2 separate regions of the Homo sapiens genome follow, and region 2 is linked to region 1. Evidence: read pairs that join two places in POLR2A ChIA-PET (ENCODE). Cell type or tissue: HepG2. All regions are shown on one strand. Each heading gives the region's core, and the rest is flanking DNA. Links, peaks and the distances in the headings are about the cores only. Region 1 holds the start of THTPA (thiamine triphosphatase). Region 2 has its middle 6.1 kb from the start of CEBPE.

What was found. Peaks named below come from ENCODE experiments on the same cell type or tissue, not always from the same donor. Only the 100,000 strongest peaks of a DNase experiment are listed, where the experiment ranks them.
Region 2: POLR2A ChIA-PET joins it to region 1 with 9 read pairs; 2 of 35 experiments call an interaction of 5 or more read pairs at or near these places.

What each region holds. Positions count from the first base shown.
Region 1 is chr14:23,552,923-23,558,290 of GRCh38, forward strand. It overlaps THTPA (thiamine triphosphatase), which reads left to right and starts at 3,349. Exons shown (of 2, transcript NM_024328.6): 1 at 3,349-4,382. The coding sequence starts at 3,836. It also overlaps a transcript of ZFHX2 not described here. RefSeq lists enhancers at 2,729-3,663, 3,222-3,481, 4,342-4,391. In HepG2, for the core only: no CTCF peak of the experiment used is centred there; DNase peaks (open chromatin) are centred at 3,059 and 3,379; H3K4me3 peaks cover 1,752 bases.
Region 2 is chr14:23,110,518-23,115,885 of GRCh38, forward strand. No RefSeq gene overlaps it. Among named protein-coding and RNA genes, the nearest start is that of CEBPE, 6.1 kb to the right of the region's middle. RefSeq lists enhancers at 3,365-4,083, 4,249-5,368. In HepG2, for the core only: a CTCF peak has its summit at 4,335 (motif pointing right); a DNase peak (open chromatin) is centred at 4,644; H3K4me3 peaks cover 685 bases; H3K27me3 peaks cover 4,849 bases.

The DNA.
Region 1 (5,368 bases), core at 74-5,073:
TTTTTAAGATTTCTTGAATGCACAGGGACAGTTCCAAGCACTTTTACATACATTGTTTACTCCTCTCAATACCTCAAGCATGAGGTAGATGCTATTATAGTCTCATTTATTGAGGAAACTAAGGCACAAACAAGTGAATTAACAGGCCCAAGGTCCAATGGCCAATAAGTAAGTGACAGTGCCAGGACTCAAAAACCTCCATGGTCTGGCTCCAGGGCCCATACTAACTGCTATAGCCTACTTCTCTTAAACAACACAACAAAACCCTGAAGTTCACATGACAAAAAGGAGAGATAAATGAACATTTTGAGTTTATACTATGTGACAGTTTATGACTGAATCCTCACAGGTAACTGTGAGGCAGGCCACATTTTCTCAATGAAAAAGCAGAGGCTGGCCGGGCATGGTGGCTCACTCCTGTAATCCCAGCACTTTGGGAGGCTGAGGTGGGTAGATCACCTGAGGTCAGGAGTTCGAGACCAGCCTGACCAACATGGTGAAACCCTGTCTCTACTAAAAATACAAAATTAGCTGGGCGTGGTGGTGGGCACCTGTAATCCCAGCTACTCGGGAGGCTGAGGCAGAAGAATCGCTTGAACCCGGGGGGCAGAGGTTGCGGTGAGCCAAGATCACACCATTGCACTCCAGCCTGGGCAACAAGAGTGAAACTCCGTCTCAAAACCAAAAACAGGCCGGGCGTGGTGGCTCACACCTGTAATCCCAGCACTTTGGGAGGTGGAGGCGGGTGGATCACAAGATCAGGAGATCGAGACCATCCTGACTAACAGGGTAAAACCCCATCTCTACTAAAATTACAAAAAATTAGCCGGGCATGGTGGTGGGCACCTGTAGTCCCATCTACTTGGGAGGCTGAGGCAGGAGAATGGCATGAACCCTGGAGGCGGAGCTTGCAGTGAGCCGAGATGGCGCCACTACACTCCAGCCTGGGCGACAAAGCGAGACTCCGTCTCAAACAAACAAACAAACAAAAATTAGGAGGGTGGGGTGGCACGTGCCTGTAGTCCCAACTACTCAGGAGGCTGAGGCGGGAGAATCATTTGAACCCAGGAGGCAGAGGTTGCAGTGAGCTGAGACGCCAGAGTGAGACTCTGTCTCAAAAAAAAAAAAAAAAAAAAAAAAAAAGCAGATGCTTAGGAAAGTGGAGTAGCTTGCGGAAGGCCAAACATCTAGAAAGTGAAGCTGGGAGTCGACCTCAGGTCTGGCTCCGGAAACTGGTCTTTCTGTTCAAATAAGCTGCTGCTTTTGCCCCACTGGATTGGATCTTATAACATAAGGAAAAATTAGGTCTTCATCCCAGGTTAACAAAACCGGAAAGCAAAAGATGGATGAAAAGCAGGCTTTAGGAGCTGGGGTTTCTTCTCTCCCTAACCAACAGTGCTTAACATGGAGTGGGGACAGAGGTTGACCCAAGCTACTCCAAGTTCAAGATGCCATTTGTTTATTTATTTATGCACAGGGTCTTGCTCTGTTGCCGAGGCTGGAGTGCAGGCAGTAGCAGGATCGTAGCTCACTGCCCTTGACCTCCTGGGCTCAAGCTATCCCGCTGCCTCAACCTCCTGAGCAGCTGGGACCACAGGCATGCACTACCACACCCGGCTAATTAAAATTTTTTTTTTTTTTTTTTTGTAGAAACAGGGTCTTCCTATGTTGCCCAGGCTGGTCTCAAACTCCTGGCCTCAAATGATCCTCCTGCCTCGACCTCCCAAAGTGCTAGGATTACAAGTGTGAGTCAACACACCTGGCCAAAATGCCATGTCTTTAAACCAGTGTCCTTCTCCCTATAATACCTCTCACTGGTCATGTATTTCCAGAAACATACTGGTGAGAGGGCAGGTGTTGAGAACATGGCACTTCTCACCCATCATAGGAAGGAGTCCAGGAGTTAAGAGCCACGGTTCCTCAGGGAGCTTCCTCACATGGAAGGTCAGACATATAGTTAGAGTCTCCAGATAACCATAGTCCTCAGAGGGAGTAAGAAGGAATCATCTCTATTAATATTTTGTCTCCCAAAGCATTCAAAGGGCCAACCCCCATGTTTTCCTGAATTTTATTTTTTTGGGGACAGATGGAGTCTCGTTCTGTCGCCCAGGCTGGAGTGCAGTGGCGCCATCTCAGCTCACTGCAACCTCTGCCTCCCAGGTTCAAGCAATTCTCATGCCTCAGCCTCTGGAGTAGCTGGGAACACAAGCACGCGCCACCATGCCCGGCTCATTTTTGCATTTTTAGTAGAGACGGCGGGCCGGGGGGGTTTCTCCATGTTGGCCAGGCTGGTCTCGAACTCCTGACCTCAGGTGATTCACCTGCCTCGGCTTCCCAAAGTGCTGGGATTGCAGGTGTGAGCAACCGCACCGGCCTTTCTGTATTCTAAATGAACATAAGTAGTTCTACACCTGACAAAAACTGCTTAGGGACCGCTGGAAACTCTGACAAACTCCTCAGTCTAGCACTCAAGGCTTTTCCCTCAACTGCATTTCTAGCCTCGTCTTCTCCTTACGTACCACCCAGGTGCTCTCCAGTTTCTGGGCCTTTGCTTAGGCTATTCCTGTCTCCATCTAGGTCTCCAACTGTTGAAATACCATCATATCTTTAGTTCCTGGCCAAAATACCACTTTATTCTCTGACAGAAAGTTTCTCACCCACTCTTACCCTCAACGTTCATGCCAGGAGGTATTAGATCCCCTCTAAAACTCCAGAGTAGCTAAACTGGACTTTATTACGCGCTGCCCCCGCCCCCTTCCCTCCCCCCACCCCAACCCCCCTCGCCACCATTGCCACTGGCCTGCGCTTAGCTGGCTGCTATAGCAGATATCTGTTGGACGGTGTGAATGGCTTGTATTCCAGGCCCATCTGCCTGCGTTGGGGGTGCGGCGGGGGGTGTTGGAGACGGGACTGGGGCTTGAGCTCCTTGCACCCGACTCTCCCCGCCGCCTTGTAGCCCCAGTTCAGCTTTAGGTAGAGTACCGCAGGCACCAAGTGCAGCTTTCCTGTCGCCATAGCGACGGGCGGGGCGAGATGGCAAAGTCTCCCTTTGGAACTACATCTCCCATCATGCATCCGCGCCTCGGGGTGCCTGGCTCAGCCTCAGGCATGAGACCTGTACCAGCCCCCGGGAGCCGTGCGGGGCCAACAATGAGGAGCAGAATGCAAGGGGCGGCCTCGCTCCCCTGGCCACCGCGGGGGTCGCGGCCTCCCATTACATAGCGCGTGTCTCGAGCCCTGGCCTGCTCTCGGCACCGCCACAACGGGCGTAATATGGCCGCTGGTGCCGGGACCTGCCGGGCGCGCGGAGGGTCGGGCCGAGGTCCGGGATCCGGAACTGCTCCCGGCATTCCTCGCGAGTGTATGGCGTGGGCTCCCTTCCCCCTCTGTGGGTCCCGCGAGGAGACTCTCGGGCTTTGAGGTGAGACCTGAAGTTCCGCTGGCCGGTAGTGTAGCAGGAAAGGGCAGGTCCTCCCGGGTCGTGAGCCAGTAGCCTCCTGGGGTGGCAAGGTGTAGAGAGGGGGGCGTTGAAAGGACACCCGCTACCCGGCCTGCTTTCTAGGGGTCTCTTTGGATTGAGGACATCAGCAGCAGTGGAAGGGATTTTACTGGAGACCTGTCACTGTCAGAGCCTTAAAATATCACCGACGGGGCCTTAATGTCACCGAGGTAGAGAGAAAAGGGCAGTAGCCCTAGAGACTATTGCGACACAGTGTGCCCCTCATAAGTTTTTCCAGGGAGGGGTTCTGTACTGAGTTGACGCCCCAGGAGCTGAGCACCAGGCTTTGCATCCTTGGGAACTCAGCAAACGTTTGTTCAGCCAATTGCAGGTAGCATGGCCCAGGGCTTGATTGAGGTGGAGCGAAAGTTCCTTCCAGGGCCTGGCACAGAGGAGCGGCTGCAGGAGTTGGGGGGCACCCTGGAGTACCGGGTCACCTTCCGAGACACCTACTATGACACCCCTGAGCTGAGCCTCATGCAGGCTGACCACTGGCTGCGACGACGAGAGGATAGTGGATGGGAGCTCAAATGTCCTGGAGCAGCAGGTGTCTTAGGACCCCACACGGAGTATAAGGAACTCACAGCGGAACCTACAATTGTGGCCCAACTCTGTAAGGTGCTGCGGGCTGACGGCCTGGGGGCTGGAGATGTGGCTGCTGTGCTGGGCCCACTGGGGCTGCAGGAAGTAGCTAGTTTTGTGACTAAGCGGAGTGCCTGGAAGCTGGTGCTCTTGGGAGCTGATGAAGAGGAGCCACAGCTCAGGGTGGACTTGGATACAGCCGACTTTGGCTACGCTGTGGGTGAGGTAGAGGCCCTGGTGCATGAGGAGGCTGAAGTACCAACTGCCCTAGAGAAGATCCACAGGCTCAGCAGCATGCTTGGTGAGGGAGACAGGCCCTTTTGTGCTTTTCCTGCTCCCCACTTTTCTCTTTTGGAGGCACCTGCTGGACCATGCAGTGGGGGAGGGCCTCCGGATTAAAAATTTTTTTTTTAATAGAGACAAGGTTTTGCCGTGTTGCCCAGGCTGGTCTGGAACTCCTGGACTCAAGCAATTTGCCTGCCTCGGCCTTCCAAAGTGCTGGGATTACAGGTGTGAGCCTCTGTGCCTGGCCTGGATTATTTTTGTAATGGGAATTGTTTTAGCAATTTTCTAAGTTTGCTTACAGTTCTGTGAAATCTCGTTTTCTCTTTAACAGTAGCTAATTTGGATCTAGTCCTTCCACGTGTCTAATTCCAGCCAACCTGCCTCATTTAGTTCTCATACCTATAGCCAGATCTCCTTCAGTTTCATTTCTCAGTTCCCTGCTTTGACTCTTCCTTCCCCCAATCTCTTTTTTTTCTTCTTCTTCAGTCACCACTCCTCCACAAGGAGTAAAAAGTAAGCCTTTTTACAAAAGCTGCCCTCTGGGAGGCTCAGACCCAGGATCTTCAGATCATGAGACTGATGCACTGCCCACTACACTGAGAGTCCAACCAGTCTTGTCCTTTTGTTTTACAATTACCTAGATCCTTTTAATTTGTCCTTTTGGCTTTTTGTAAAGGACAATAACATTATAGTTATGTGAGACAGTGGGGCATGATTTGGCAGATTTGTTCCTAAGCATAATTCCCTTGTAGACAGTTCATCCACACTAGGAATTGTGCATCCCATGGGGCCTTACAGCCCTGCAGTGCTGTTTGAGCCCCCTCAGCAAACATACACTGAGTTCCTTGCTATGTGCCCAGCATGCTGCCAGGCACTAACAACAAGACACTGGCAACAGGCAGTTCCATTCTCACCTCACCATGTAGAGGCGAGAATTCTATGTGAATCCCACCCCATGGCTATAGCTTCCCTCCTCTTCTTTCTATAGCTCTTGGTTTCTAT
Region 2 (5,368 bases), core at 218-5,217, 440 kb before region 1:
TAGGTGGTAAGTGGCAGTATAGGAGTTGAACCGACATAGTTAGGCACCTCAGCACGCGCTTGAACCCACTGTGTAATCCTGCTTCTCCAGTGTGTAGTGATGAGAGGAAGAGGGCAAGGAGAAAAGAAGATGATGAGGAGAGAATGGGGATAAGGAGAGAGGATGGAAGGATAAGAGAGGATGAGATTAGACAAAAGAACAGAAGTTAGAGAGGATGGGAGGATAAGAGAGGATGAGATTAGACAAAAGAACAGAAGTTAGAGAGGATGGGAGGATAAGAGAGGATGAGATTAGACAAAAGAACAGAAGTTAGAGAGGATGGGATGAAGAAGAGGAAAAGGGTGCGGTGGTAGGAAATTAGGGATAAGGAGAGAGGATGTTGATGAGGAACTGGGTGGAGATGACAGAAATATCGACTGTGGAGAGAGGCTGGTAGGAGGAGAGCTGTCGTCCAGGTGGGGTCATCATTCATATGGATGCTCCCCCTGGCAGGCTGGCCTCTCAGCTCCCTCACCCTCTGTCTCTAACAATCTCCTCTATTCCTCCTAGTGAGCCTCTCCCAGGGCCATACCCAGAGCCTTATCACCACCAGAAACTGCAGCACCTATGAAATAACGGAATCAAACATCCCACGCTGATAGAATCTCCTTTCCTTATGGTGGTTTGCTCAAGCTGGCACCCAGCAGCTGTTCTATTAAGCTCATGAGGAACCACAGCCCTTCCCATCTTCACATCTCACCTTCTCTGCCTTAGGTTCCAGGCTCACCACTGCAATCCCCTTTTGTTAATGCCTTCAACTCCTCTCCCCTGTCTGTCCTTTCCATCTCATCTCCCTGGTTAAGTCTCAACTCTAGATGGACCTAACATTTGTCTTCTCCGCACTTGCTCTCAAGCACCTAAGGACCACTGGACAAAATCATCCCAGAGGACATGTCACTCTAAAGTGGTCATCGTCAGCTTCAGTTGGGCGCTTTCAAGTCAGAAAGCTCAGCAATGAGCTCCCTCTTCTACCCTCACCAACTAGGATTTTATACTTTCTTTCTTTTTTTTCTTTTTTTTGAGATGGAGTCTCACTCTGTTGCCCAGGCTGGAGTGCAGTGGCTCGGTCTCAGCTCACTGCAAACTCCGCCTCCTGGGTTCCCACCGTTCTCCTGCCTCAGCCTCCTGAGTAGCTGGGACTACAGGTGCCCGCCACCACACCCAGCCAATTTTTTGTATTTCTAGTTGAGACGGGGTTTCACCGTATTAGCCAGGATGGTCTCGATCCCTGACCTTGTGATCCGCCCGCCTCAGCCTCCCAAAGCACTGGGATTACAGACGTGAGCCACTGCGTCCGGCTGGATTTTATACTTTCAAACCTCCAGCCTCCCCTCCTGCTCAGTGACTTTTGGTTATCTCTTCTTTCATGGTGAAAATAAAAGCCATAAGATAGGAACAGCCCCGGCTTGCTACAAACCTATTTGTATTTGATTCTGTTGCCATCTCCTCTGTTTCTTGTTAAAAAAGAGGAGACGTCTTCTTCCCTTGGAAGGCTGGTTCTCCCTCTGATGCTCTGAATCCCATCTAAGGGAGCTTCTGGCCTCAGCCTCTTCAAGCCTCTCTGCCTCTTCCCAGCATCTTGCCCTGCACCCCCAGCCTTCAGTCAGTGAATGAGAAGGACCTGCTTGGGAACCTTTGTGTGTACTTTTCTTTCTGTTGGGAACCCCCACTTTTTGCCAGATGAATTCCTACTCATCATTTAGATATCCGCCGATATGTTATCCCTTCAAAGAAGCCTTTCCCGACCCTCACATTTAAATCAGATACCCATGTTAATATCGGCCATCAGTCACCCCTTTACTTTTGCTAGATGACACTGCCCACAATTTGTTTGTGGTCTTATGTTTGTCACTCTCACTAATCTATAAACCCCCAAAGGGCAGGGACTGTTCTCCTTATGTGTCCCATAGCTTCTATAACAAAGTGCTTGGCTTCAAGTAGGTGTTTAGTATGTATTTTTTGAGTAAATGAATGTGGTGAGAAGGCAGGAGGGAGGTGAGGGATGGAAGCGTGAGGATAGAAGATAGAAGGTGAGTAGATGGAGAGTGAGGAGAGGATGGTAATGAGGACAGTATGCAAAGGTGAGGCTGGGGATGGAGGGGAGAAGGGGTGAGGGGAGGACCAAGGAGAAGGGGTCTTTGCACTGGTGTAATGCTTCCAGACCCTGAGTGGGCTCCCAGGAGCTCTGTTTCTTGGGACCATGCTGCCTGTGAGGTTTGAAGGCAGGGCTGGAGGGAGGAGCTAGGCTTTATCTTAGGGTGCAGCCCTAACCTCAGATGGTGACAGAGCTGCAGCCAGCAGGGGTTTTGCAAACCGTCCCGATTGCAGCAGGCCAGCAGTCTCGCTGGGGACGAGCGGGTGGGGCCTGAGCTTATCTCCTGAGTACAGTCCTAACCTCAGATGGTGACAAAGCGGGAGCTAGAAGGCGTTTTGCAAACCGTCCCGATTGCAGCAAGGTTGGATAGCCTGGCCAGGGGTGACAGTGCTAGGTGTGTGTGTGGTGGTGGTGGTGGGGGGGGCGTGGTGAGCAATAGGGGTTTGGACAGTTTAGGACTCCAGGGTGAAGCTTAGCTCATGGGGCGTAGGGGATGGATCCATTCTATGTGTGGCTTGCCTCTACCTACCCCTAGAACCCTGTTTCTTCTAAAAGGGAAGCAAATCTAAGGGAAAAATCTAGTCTGTCCCTGGACCTAAAATAAATACATAAATAAATAAATAATAAAAGAGAAGCAAGAGGCTACAGCTCTGTGGTGGGTCTTTCCCTATCAAGAAGCCTGCCCCTTCCCAGGCCCTGGGACCTTTCCATTGCTCTCTGAAGTCAGAATTGATGGCCATTTTGATAAAGTTAAGTTGTAGCCATTTTCCTCTGAAAACCCACACCCTCTCCCCTTGGGGAGAATTTCTCATATGCCACTGAGGTTTTCTGAGGCCAGGCCAGGCCTGCTTATGGAAGCAGCTGACAGAGGTCAGCCAGGGGTTCTGTCCAGCTTGGGCCACTCCCATTTTGGAGCAGCTCATGCTGAGTCGGGAGGAGGGGTCTGTCTGCGGGGGGTGGGGGGTGCTGGTGAGGGTGATGGGAAGTGACTGGCCTGTCCGAGAGGAGACGCACAGGCTCTCAGCCAGCCCTGCCTATTGTTGCCTCAGCGTCTCCTGAACAGCCCCCTTCATCCCATAGTCCCCTCACTGGCTTGGAGCACGGCAGGGGGTGGAGGTGAAGAGGCCCCTTTCCACCCACAACCCCAACCGGGATCTTGCAACACTGGGATGGGGGCCCTGGGGGCCCAGGCATGTGGCAATCTGTGTAGAGGGGTGGGGAGGTGTGCACCGAGCAGGGGGGTTGGGGGCAGCTTTCACAAGCCACTGCCTCCGCTGACTGACCTTGGCAGACTCACCTTGGGCAGCTTCCTCCCTCTGCAGTGTCTCCCCACAGTCTGTCTTCTCCTCTGCAGCTTCCCTGTGGCCTAAGATCCTGTCTCTCAGCTCAGGAGTCTCATTCTGCTCCCCAGTTCTGCTCCAGAAAGAAAAGTGGGCCTGAGCTGTGGGCGCTGAAGCAATAGGACTGCATGCGTGTGCTGTTTGGACCTTGATTTGCTGGTTTTCAAACGTTATCGAGTCCCCGGTCCTGGTGCCTTTCCCCAGGCAGGGTTTGGCTAACTGCCCTTCCCTGGGCTCCTTTCTGTCATCTCCTTCCCCAGTGGGGACAACCTTACTGTGGTAAAGGTGCCAGGAGGACCAAGGGGCAGGGAAGCTGAATCCAGGGGCAGAGAGAACCCTGCTCTCCACCTGCCCCGGCTTCTTAGGCACCATCCTCCTTGACAGAGGGAATGAAAATAGTCATTTGCAACCCCTGCAGCCCCATTCTGGAGGGAAGGTGCATCTTTTTCTTACTTATCCTCTCCTTCCTTCTTTCATTCAGCATCTACTCCTGGCTTCCTTTCTCTCGGTCACCTTAGGGCTTTTGCATTTACCCTTCCCTCTGTTCACCCTTACACTCAAAGACATACCTGCCTCCTTCTCAAAATTTTTGAAGTGTCAACTAAAATGTCACTTCCTCAGAGATACCTTTCTCGGCCACCCCAGCTAAAATAGCCTCCCTACCTGTTGGTTTATGTGGTTTCCCCAATGGGCTATTCAAATGGAGTAAGCAGGAGAAGTTAATTAAGGTGCTTTATGAAGATGTGAACCAACAGTATCTGGGGAAAGTTCCTGGAGTGGTGAAGTCCCCTGGGCTAGCCCAGCACGGGGGGCGCCTGAGGGCCAGGAATCCTTTGGGAGGGACTGTGGAGAGCGCCGGTCAGCAGGGGGCTCCCACCACTCTCCTCCTGCCAGTCTCACCCCCACCCCATGAGAGGCTGGTTGATGTAGGGAGGCATCCACCTGGGGACTGTGTAGGGTGATGAAGGGTGGAGAGGGTTCTGGAGGGGCAAAGGAAGACATTCAGCACACTTGTTTATTGACTTTTTCTTCCTACTCCTTCTGCTGAGAACTTGTCTCATTCCTAGAAAAGATACTCAACAAATACTTGTTGAATAAGTTACGTTGGCCAAAACCAATTGAGGTCAGATTGAAAGCCTCTTTCAGGAAGTGTGCCCTCTGGCTCTGACTCACACCCCTGGAATATGATCTGATGCAGAGGATTGGGATGTGTTCAGCTGCTGCACGTCACGCTGGGATCACAGTGGGGAGACGGGGATGTGACTCCCCCAGACTGGGTGCCAGTCAGGAAGGCTCCACTAGGCACCGGCCCTGAGGACCTGACTGGGTGAGCGGGGGCCTGAGAGGAGAAGCAATTCAGAGCTGTGGGAACAAAGCCTGGGCTTCATGCTGAAGCAACCCAGGTCCCATCACCCAGAACCTTGAAAGTAAGTCAAGGGACAGTGGTCTTGAGCTGAGAGGAGGAAATCCGGAGGTTGAGTCATTTACCATGTTCTGTACAAACCCCCCTTATGCAACCTATCCCCCTGGGCTGAAAGGAAGGTGTGAGGATTCTCCCAGGTGCCCACAGAGACTGGTACCTCCCCTCCTTCTGAACTCAGGAAGCTCCAGTCGGTCCCTCCACTGAAGGTTCAGATCTCTCCCTCCAAACCAGACCTGGGGCACGGGCCTCCAGGACACAGAGGTGCCCGAGAGACACAGAGGCAAAGGCAGGAAAAGGACTGAGTCCTGGGCAAGGTAGACATGCCGCACACGGATGCCCGAGGTGTGGGAGGGCTCTACCGCTGGAGATTTGAAGAAGGGAGAGAGATCTGGGATGATCCAGACACCAGTCTCTCACCTTCTCAGAAAATTATTCCTTGATGTCTGACTCAGCCTTTCACAGCATTGGCTT